2 separate regions of the Homo sapiens genome follow, and region 2 is linked to region 1. Evidence: chromatin contacts called from ENCODE Hi-C or POLR2A ChIA-PET data. All regions are on one chromosome and are shown on one strand. Each heading gives the region's core, a stretch centred on a gene start or an enhancer-like site at or near the end of the contact. The rest is flanking DNA. Distances are from core to core; before and after follow the strand shown. Region 1 overlaps MEIS2 (Meis homeobox 2). Region 2 overlaps MEIS2 (Meis homeobox 2).

Region 1 (5,160 bases), core at 739-3,238:
TAAAATGTTTCTGTAGCGATGGCGTCTCCCTATATTGCCCAGGCTTGTCTCCAACTTGTGAGCTCAAGCGATTCTCCTGTCTCAACCTCCCAAAGTGCTAAGATTATAGGCTGAGCCACCGTGCCCAGCATAACTTTGTGTGTTTTTAAAGAGGGATGTAGAAAGAAGCCTGTTTGTGATATTTAGAAAAAGGAAGTATTCCTGTCAATTCTAATTTCAAATTTCAACAGCAGTAATTAGCATTGAGAAATGATTAGCGTACATTCTATTATATGCCGCTAGAGAAATTTTCACTCTAAGTGTTTTCTAGAATAACGACAGCATTAATACAAAATAATATTTATTGAGCACTTACTCTCTTCCAGACACTCTGCTAAACACTTTATATGAATTCCTTTGTTTAATTCTCATCATCCTATGAGAGTTGACATTTTCCACATGAAGAAACTAAGGCTTAGAGAGGTGGAGCAATTTGCCCAAGGTCTTATAGGTAACAGTGCAGAAACAGGGATGACACCAATTGACTGCATCCTATGATGGCTATCTCTGAGAGCTCAGAGTCCATCTGTCCAGAATTTCCCATTCTCCTATAAAACCTCATAACATTTCTATACCCTATTGAGTAATTCATGCCAAGATTTTGTGGTTGATCAACTTAAGACAATAGGAAATATACATTCGACTATGAACGTAAGCATCCTGGGGACAGGCACTGGGGTTTTCCTATCCCTCCTTACTCCTAGCACATAGAACAGTGCCTGGCACATCATAGGCACTGATGAAATACTTGTTAGAAATAAAATAAATATAATTCTTCCCTGTGTGTGTGTGTTTTTCCCCCCACTTCCTAGAGCCTCACTTTCAACTGTTTTCCTCATGAGAATGTGGAGAGCTCTCAACATTAAACAACATTACTCGACTTCGGAAACCTTCCACCACTGCCACAGCCACCACCACCTTCAACCTTGCTGTAAGCAGTAAAATTGATTCATCTCACTGACAAAAATGTGATAAAAGAACGCCAACCACAGAGGTGGAGAAACCACTCCTTCTCCTTGAACAAATGCTGCTTTCTGATGCCCCTGATTGCTTTTCTTTTCTCGCTAAGGTTCACTAAGTACGGAAAGCTCGGCCCTGGTGAATATGGGTCAGGTTTGTAATGCAACAACTCCACCCCTTTCATTACCATGGAATCAGTTAACAATCCTGCTAGTTCTACCACAAAAAATAAAGTAATTGGTCCCAGTGGTTATTTAGGTGCTGCGGAAGTCTTAAAAACACTATTATCTCCCGTAGTGATTTGCTAGCCTTTCCATACTCCAAGCAGCACATTGGGACTTCTAAATTACATACCATAATTGACATAAAATATCTGTCCCATCAGTGAATATCTTTATTAGCATCAAAATCACTCACAACTAGTGTTCCTCAATGTTATTAAACATAACTTGTTCTAGGTGTTGCTTTACTAATTAGTCAGGATGAGCCCGAGGAAGAAAATCTGGGTCATGTTAAATTAATTGGAATGAGCATGAAAATTAGCAGAGCAAACTGCATCAATTTTCTATAGAGAGTCTTTCTTCATGTTGAGAATAAAAATGGATATTATGAGGCATTAACCAAACTGCCTTCTGTGACTGCCAAGAGGTGTGTTACAGTAGCCCAAAATATCATGCTCGCAGATTTTCAGAAGTTAATGAGACATTTCCAGGAATGGTAAATACATGGTGTTAAAATGGGTGTGCCTCTGATGGGAAAATGCCAAGTCATTTCATGTTTATTCAGGCATAACAAGCTCTTCAAAATGAGCATAATTTAAGAGGTGAATAGTGCAAAGAGGGCTAACATTCAACTAATTTTCCTTCAGAAAGAAAAGATTAAATTGAACAAAAAAAATGAATTAAGAGGTTTACAAATCAACAAGTCAGCCACCAGGACGGCAGCTTCGCCTGAGCACCGGCTCGGCAGCCCCCGCCAGAAAGTTTTCGAAACATGTCCCGGAGGCAGGGAACAAAGCGAGCAGAACTGATTACAGCCCCGCTCACTGCCTTGTGTCTCAACTCTGTTTGGCTTCCTAATGAGCTCACTAAAAACCTAATTCATCTCCCATAACCCTCCTCAGCCCTCCTTGAAATCCACCATTATGGAAATTATAGATGAAACATTTCCAGGCTGGGTTCAAACCAGTGTGTCTTCAACAGGCGGGGGCCCTGACCCCCACCCTGGGCACAATGGAGCAGGGTCCAGCTCCGAACCGCTCCCGCGGCAGCTTCCAGAATAAAGAGGCCGAGCTAGGTTAAGACTCTTTCTCAGGGTGACAATGATTTCCGCCTTAACGCCCTCCCTCCCATGAATGTGGGAATTTCGTGGGTTCCACAGTACATAAAATACAAATTGTAATGCAGAAGAGGAGAAATGAGTTGTACTAATGACAAATAGCTGAAACAGGCTAATGTGAATTCCCAGCCTGTTCATGAGGAAACTCCCCGGGTTCCTCATTACATGGAGTCAAATCCTCACGGCACCTAGCCTGTAACTGGAAGATTACCGAATTGATGGATCCTTAGTTTAAAATGCAGCTGTTTTATTCTGCTTTAGTAATTAATTCTTTTTCCAATACTCTATTGATTAAGCGTAGACCCTGATAAAGTTCAAACTGAGAAGAATCTCTCGTGGCGTCCTTAGTTGCTCGGGAGAGTCAATGAAAACTTCCTACAATTCCACCTGCCTCCTCAGAGTGCTGATCCAATGAACAGAACAGTTTTTTTCTCATAAATTAGTCAGGCCATGTGGAGCTGTATTAGCTGATCGTTGCTTTTGTCTCTCTACTTGCTGACTTGCTTTTCAGTTTTGCTGGCCTTTGTGCTGTCACACACAAAGTCGGAGTGCAGCTGCCATTCTGAACCCAAACCAAGGTAAAGAACAATTCATACAAACTACATTTTTCCCCCATTTTCTAAAGCGGCAACTCCCTGAGCAGTAAAGGGCTCAACGGGGCCTCCTGGGACCCAACTAGCTGAGAAATCAGTGCCAAAGCATGCAGACATATTGTGGAACTGAAAAAATAAATAAATAAATAAATAAAGTAACCTATTTTTTTCAAGGCTTTACTAGGCTTTTTTGTCTTTTTTCCCCCCGGTAGAGTTTGTGCTACCCTATTTTCAGCAATGTTAAGCTCTCTACTTTGTTTTCACAGAGAACATCACAGAATGACAGACGACAGGGTAAAGAGAGTAATCAAGAAGCCGAGGCTTGTATCCTGTGCTGGTCAGGTGGCATCAGAGAGTTAGAGAACGCCTATTAACCACACGGGCGTGGAGTGTAACCATATATAAATGGCCATTATAAACACAATGGTATTTAGTAATAAGAGGAATCACCAACATGGTGCTTCTTTTCAAAGGGTCACATGTACCGGGGATCAATGTTGGTGAGTAAAACAAGCACGATAACAGAAAGTTTCTCAGGTTACAGCCCTGTACAATGGATTTTTGTTCCTACGAAGATCATCGCTACTGGGAATGCTTCTACAGCAATGGACTCATTCTTTTCTCCCTACTCCCCCCACACCCACCTAAGGCCCCCAAAGGATCGTGCATGGGCTTAATTCCCTGCCTGAAAACAGGTCAAGATGTGGGTTCCAGCCCACGAGCTGGTAGGGAGAACAACTGATTTCTCAAGTCACCTGCAACACACATTTATAGGATAACTCATATTATTTTTCACTCTATTACACAGGGTGGGAGTAATAGTAAAGGTCTGGAAGAATTTTAGGAAACGCTCTCAAGTTTTTATCGTCTGATACTACAGTCAAAGCGAAAACCAAGCTAGATCCTGTGAGCAGAGAAGCTGGGGCTGTTTTCAACGTTCTCTCCTGGGCCAGGGCTGAGAGTACATTCCCACCTTCACAGCATTCCTTCCTAGGTCAAAAGGTCATCTCTCACAGACGTCTCCGGCAGACACTCAGTTGTCAAAAGGTTGTATCATGTGATCTGTGCAGTCACCACTAACAGAGCTCTTTCCTCAGTGGGCAACAAACTTTGCAGGTCTAAATGATTTCTGCATTAAAAATGTGTTTTCCTCTTTCTATTACCACTTGTCTCTTTAATTTCAAAACAATGAGGACAGCAGTGGCACCAAATTCATCAGCAAAGGCTCCACAGATCACCTGGGTCAAGATTCCACCACTTTTACTGGGCATATTATGAGGAAAAATAACTGCCAGAGGACATGTTGATTTCCTGCATTTCCAAAGAAAACAGAGGTGACCCTTTTCCAGGGGATTTCTTTCAAAAGGAAAACCCCATTTTTAAAGCAAACATACATATTTTGAATAAATACAAAATTACAAATAGAAAAAAATGATCTAAAAGAAAAGACTGTTCTGTAAGAATCATTAAAAAATTAAGATAACTTTTTGATTAATGCATATATTCACTTGTATTTAAATGACCAACAATCTACATAGTTTATGACAAGGTACAAAAACAAAAACGAGGAGATAAGTTTATTTGCCCAGTGCCCAGAACTGATGCAAAGTTTGCCCTCAGTGATCTGTAACACACAAAAGGTCCCAGTTACTAGGGGAGCAGACTGCTTTTTTATTTTTTTAATTTCCTGCTGCCCAGATGAATAATATAACAATTTTCTCATTGTCGTGGATTGTTACTTAGAGCAGCTTGAAGCTCTCACATGCAATCCAGAATGAGTCATTTATTTCTAGAAGGGAGTCAAACGAGTCTATCAACATTGCTTCTATTTATAAATTATATATTTAAGAGTAAAGTAAAATAGTCATGGCTGACATGTTACATATGGGAGATAAAGAATTACAGGCTCTTTCAAATTATTTGGCCTAGTACTAAGCAATAGAAGCTAAGGACACTGATAATTTCTGTACAGCTAAGCATTACGTGCACTTGTTTATTCAAAAAAGCTTAATTAAATAGCCTCAGAAATGGGATCCAAGTTATTACATGTCTTTAGGATACTGAGGCTTGCAGATAAATAAAATTTTCCTAAGTGTACTGCCTTCTTTTTTTTTTTTAATTAAAAAATGTACTTTTAGGCAAGGTGTGATGGCTTATGCTTGTGATCCCAGCACTTCGGAAGGCTGAGGTGGGTGAATCAGTTGAGGCCAGGAGTTAGAGACCAGCCTGG
Region 2 (5,160 bases), core at 1,611-4,110, 41 kb before region 1:
CCATGTTAGAAACCATAGATTGCTAAGAAAGAAGTGAATGAAGAGATGCACTATTTGTTTGCAAAGAAAGCATGCTTCCGTTTTTATCACTAACTGAACCTCAGAATCTAATCATGCATCCTATTCATAGGCCTGTTACAAAGTAGTCCACAGGTGACGTGTGCCCACAAAAAGGTCCCATGAATTTCACTGAGAAAATGTTACAATTCTTCCCCTATTTTGCATAGGTTCTACCTTACCACACTTTGCTTGTTTGTGTGTATACATGCATGTGTGTGCATCTATATACGGCCTATTTTACATATATTTGTAATATCAATATGCTACCTAGGGTACTACTATATGGCCATTTTTGCCAGCATGCTAGTTAAGATTGCCCTAATGTGTACAAATTCAATTACATTAAATTCTTTATTAGAATATCTTTAAATAATTTACTATAAATCTAATTTGGATTTGCAAGTCATTGACTATATTTTTCAGGTGTACATATGAAAGGTTAGAATAATATTTTTTCAATGTGGCTTTTTTTGGCACTTTAGGTATATATTACAGTATATAAATTTGTCTACCAATGTTTACCTCCTGCAAATGCATATTTCAATCTCAGTGACCCTAAAAGCTTGACAGTATTTGGGTTTTAAAAGGCATGAAATTATTTAAACAGAAAAAAAGAAGGATGAGTTCTGGAGGAGGGGACCACACAAGAACGCAAGTCAAAATGTTGATTCTTCTTCCCTAGGACTCTAGAGGTAGTGATGAGAGAAAGGAAACTGGCTTGGAAGATTTCATGGAGTCCAGGAGAATCCTTCCACTGAGAGTGCCAGATGGCACCTTACAGCAAAGCTCAGCCTGGATGTGAGAATAAGGCCTGAAGAAACGAGAGAGAAAGGATCTTACTTCTGAGGAACACAGAAGAGCAGAAGAGAGGAGAGGAAAAAAGATGATTTTAAGGCCAGGCACCGTGGCTCACACCTGTAATCCCAGCACTTTAGGAGGCCGAGGTGGATGGATCACCTGAAGTCAGAAGTTCAAGACTAGCCTGACCAACATGGTGAAACCCCGTCTCTACTAAACATACAAAAAATTAGCTGGGCATGGTGGTGGGCGCCTGTAATCCCAGCTACTCCAGAGACTGAGGCAGGAGAATCACTTGAACCCAGGAGGCAGAGATTGCAGTCAGCCGAGGTCACGCCTTTGTACTCCAGCCTGGGCAACAAGAGCAAAACTCCAACTCAAAAAAAAAAATTATATATATATATAATATTGCTAATATATTACATATATATATAATACATATATATATTCTAGGAGGAACTCAAACAGCTCAATGAATTCAGAGCTTTGGCAATGAAATAAAATTAACAACTACCACTCCTTATAACAACTTCTGGGTTAAGCAAAATAGAAATGACTATACCCATTTTACAACTGAAGAAACTGAAGCTCAGAGAGGTGAAACAACTTGTCCATTTAACCTGGTTTCTTAACTGGACTAACCTGGGACTGATATTCCTGGCTTACTCCTCTTTCCAGTATAAGCAGGCCACCTTACAGTATACTTGTGACAGTAGAGACAACATTTCTGTAACTTCACACTTGAGCATACAAAATCTCCACTTGGTGAAGAATCTCAGGGAGGAAGATATGGGCAAGAACCCAGGGAAACAAAGTATCTAGAGACTTAATGGCAAGATGAAATTTTGGAGGCTTTGAGTGGTGGTGGTAGAATGTTAACAATAGCAGAACACCAGGAAGCCTGTTTAAGGGTGCTTTGGGTCCATTTTGTCACATTGCTTCACAAACTACTGTGATCTATTGCAAAGAACTTCTTAAACCCACTGCTTAGATATATGTGAAGCGTAGACCCAGTTACAAGACACAAAACCACAAGACCTTTATCTGCACTTCAAAGTCAGCACAAAAACAAGGGTCGATTATCTCCCAAATTGCCAAACTAATTCTCAAAGCCCAAATGCTTCCAATCCTAAGTGTGGATGCAGTACTATATCTGAGAAAAGAGAATGACTGTGTGGGGAAATGACATCATAACACCAAGATGATTGAGCCACAAATGGAAAAATGAGCTCTTCCCAAAAGAGAGAAAACAACTGATAAAATAGTGCCAAGGTTTGCCTAAAGAGACAAGAGAGAACATCTAAGAATGGGGGATAAAAATCTACATATGTTGTTTTGGTGTCTGACACAATCATCCTAAACCAAATGCATTTTGATTTGAACTTAATTCTGGAATTTTTTATTGTTTAGACCCAAGAGATTTCAATGGCTGATGACGGCACTCAGGCAGGTTTCCTGGACCATCCAATCAGAAGTCCTCTCAAGTTTGGTAACACAAAGTCCAGCTTCAGAGCACAGGTTACTTCAATTATCGTCTCCAACTGTCACTAGGTAACACTCAAAAGTTCTCTAAATGCCAAACAGGAAAGGGCCTTAGGGGGCATTCCTCAACGGATCACTCCCTTCAGGCACTTAGGTCATAGGTCTAAGGGTTTTTTTTTTTTTTTGCTCCTTATCAGCACCATAGATTTTTAACTATGGACCTGAACAGATTGGGATAAAAGGAAACACAACTGTACCACCAAACTCTCATTCTTTTTAATCATAAAAGTACTTAATTCAGAAACTTTAGGGGAAACAAATTCTTTTCTTTCCCAGAATCAGAATTGCACTGACATTGTGGCCCAACATGTGACTTGAGCTCAAGTATACACTAAAGTGAAAAGCTATTGTCAATATTTAGCGGAACGCTATGCCATGTCGGAGGCAGTATCAGCTTCCTAATACCAAAAGAAAATTCACGTATCACAGGGCTACTGAGAAGAAGTAACGTGCAGCCCCAGAGGGCACAGATTTCTGCTTTATGTAAATCAGAGCCTGTCACGGCATGCATGATTCACTGCTCAGGGTGTACTCTCCTGTGACGAATGAGTCCCGCTTAATTTGGCAGTGATTATGCGGGTTGCTGGCCCTCTAAACCCCTTTGAACTTGTAATTGCTGCTGGTTTAAATAATGAACATTAAGGGGAGTTGAATTCATAAAACTGTAGATAATTACATTTTTTTTCTTTTCCCCCTTTGTTTTGGTGCAGGAGTATATCCACACACACACACATGCACACACACACACAAACACACTTCTAAGGCCACCGATCACTGTATCATGCCAGGATGTTATCGAAATAAACTGCAGTCTTGTTCCAGGGTTGGTCAGGGAGGGCAGATTTGAGGTGGGGGAAGTGTGGGGTGGGTGGCAGGGGGAGCATCTGGGAGCTGTGCAAGAGGAAGATCAGAAAGGCCTGGATGCTCTAGGAAAGGAGGAGCAATGGCACTCATGAATATTCATAGCTAGTCACATCTGTAGCAGGCTTGCTTTCTACCTTTTTTTTCCCCCTGTGCAGTGCAACATAGAGCACCAGTGCAAACAAAAGGAGGGAATTTTGCAGCTTCACGAGGCTCTAGATATCCTCGTGGTGGTGAACTTTCTCCATGCTTTTACATTCTACATATGGATTTTTAAAGTATATAGTAGGAGATGTGTATATCCTTTCTTTCTATAACGAAAGAAAACCATCCTGTCCCCACATTTATGAAGTGGAAGAAATCACACACTCCCACAGCACATGGATGACTCAAAGCCAGTCCTCCTTTCCCCCTTCTTTCCCCAACCATTGGTAAAAATCACCCAGTATTCTTTGATCCAGGAAAAAACAAATTTTGATTTTATTTGGAGAAAAATGAAACGTTACTGATGGGAGGGGGCAGAATCCAAAGTTAGCCAAGTCAGCTAGCTCTTCCCCTCCCTGAAACAACAAAGAATGAATGATAAATTTAGCAGCCTCATGTTCAGTTTTCAAACAACACTGCTGAGATTTATAGCTTCACTGCTCCCATGGCAAACTAAGCTGCACACAGAAAGCTATCTGTTTTTGATTTCACTCTGTTTTCTCCAGTTTTTGTTCTTTTTTCTATTTGCAGTGTTTTTTTTTTTTAACTCTACATTTTCTTTTTCCTGGTGTGAGTCGAATATCAAAGGCTAGTGCTGTTGGTAAGCCTCCAGTTTGCGAGAGCCACTCAATGAGATGTTATTAAACCTGCGTCACAACATGGCAGACGGTGATTAATAGCAACTGTATCAACGGTAGCAACTTAAAAAAAAGTCCCTCCAGCAGCTCGAAAAGGGATCAGTGAAGTAAGAATAAGAAACGTCTGCCAGAACCCAGGGCCCAAGATGTTCTTAGAGAGTAGAGTACCCTGGGATTGTGTTTGACAGAAAGAAAAAAGAAATTCCTACTATTATGCATATAATAGGAACTTTTGCCTTTAACTAAGTCACTTATACTTAAAACAGCTACACATTATAAAACAGCTACACATTAATTTAAAATGAAGTCTGTGTACAGCTTAGGAATCATTTTATTGATGCAATGGTGTCCCCCAAAATAACTAGCAGATGGATTTCCACCCCCTCAATGAAACACTGAAACAAATTGCAGAATTGTCAAAATTTTATCGTGAAGGCACACACTCTATAAAAAGGTTGATTTAAGTGAATTGTAAATTTGCTTCATTGCACAATATTTTTCTAAAATTATAACCGGAAAGTATTCTCTGTTTAATTTTTTAGCATATCCTTTCACAAAACACATCTGCTGTGAAGTATTTCTAATTTGTGCTAACTGCTTTTTAACAAACACACACTTGTCACTATGCCATCTAGTTTTATTAGGGCAAAAAAGTACATTCCCCTCCAATCTCTTTGTAATAAGGATTTTGACCTGTTTCTGATGACGCAAACCGATAGAAAATAATAAAATTGTTTGAACATCAAACACGAGTGACACATAGGAGGTTAAAAAAATGAGGAAGAATGAAAATGCAGTCAAACCAGAAAGTCAAAGAGAACATGGTAAAGGAGACGAAATGGCTATAATTGTGGAGAAAGAATAATCGTCTACACAGAGTGTGGGCGGGGTTGGTGGCTCATCCCTGTAATCCCTGCACTTTGGGAGGCTGAAGTCAGAGGATCCGCTTGAGCCCAGGGATTCGAGACCAGCCTGGCCAACACAGCAAGACCCTGTCTCTACTAAGAGTAAAACATTTAGAAGTGAACTGGGTATGGTGGGTCATGCCTGTAGTCCC

Evidence for each region. Hi-C counts contacts between places; a loop is a spot of excess contacts on that map. ChIA-PET counts read pairs that join two places held with the same protein, here RNA polymerase II (POLR2A). Pooled maps may share reads with other maps.
Region 2: a map of Right ventricle myocardium inferior shows a loop between it and region 1 (2.1-fold over the local background). The contact joins two enhancer-like sites. A Hi-C loop is called at or near these places in 2 of 168 maps with a recorded cell type or tissue (Caco-2 and Right ventricle myocardium inferior), 1 of 37 single-sample maps with no recorded cell type and 4 of 50 pooled maps. POLR2A ChIA-PET finds 5 or more read pairs at or near these places in 5 of 52 experiments (GM12878, H1, HepG2 and 2 more).

Annotation. Positions count from the first base shown.
Region 1 is chr15:37,054,588-37,059,747 of GRCh38, forward strand. The region is part of intron 7 of MEIS2 (Meis homeobox 2); the gene reads right to left. Among named protein-coding and RNA genes, the nearest start is that of MEIS2, 43 kb to the right of the region's middle. Within about 2 kb of position 1,989, at least 7 of the 41 ENCODE cell types and tissues checked have a DNase peak (open chromatin) inside an H3K27ac peak, as active enhancers do.
Region 2 is chr15:37,012,336-37,017,495 of GRCh38, forward strand. All of the region lies in intron 8 of MEIS2 (Meis homeobox 2), which reads right to left. Among named protein-coding and RNA genes, the nearest start is that of MIR8063, 42 kb to the left of the region's middle. Within about 2 kb of position 2,861, at least 8 of the 41 ENCODE cell types and tissues checked have a DNase peak (open chromatin) inside an H3K27ac peak, as active enhancers do.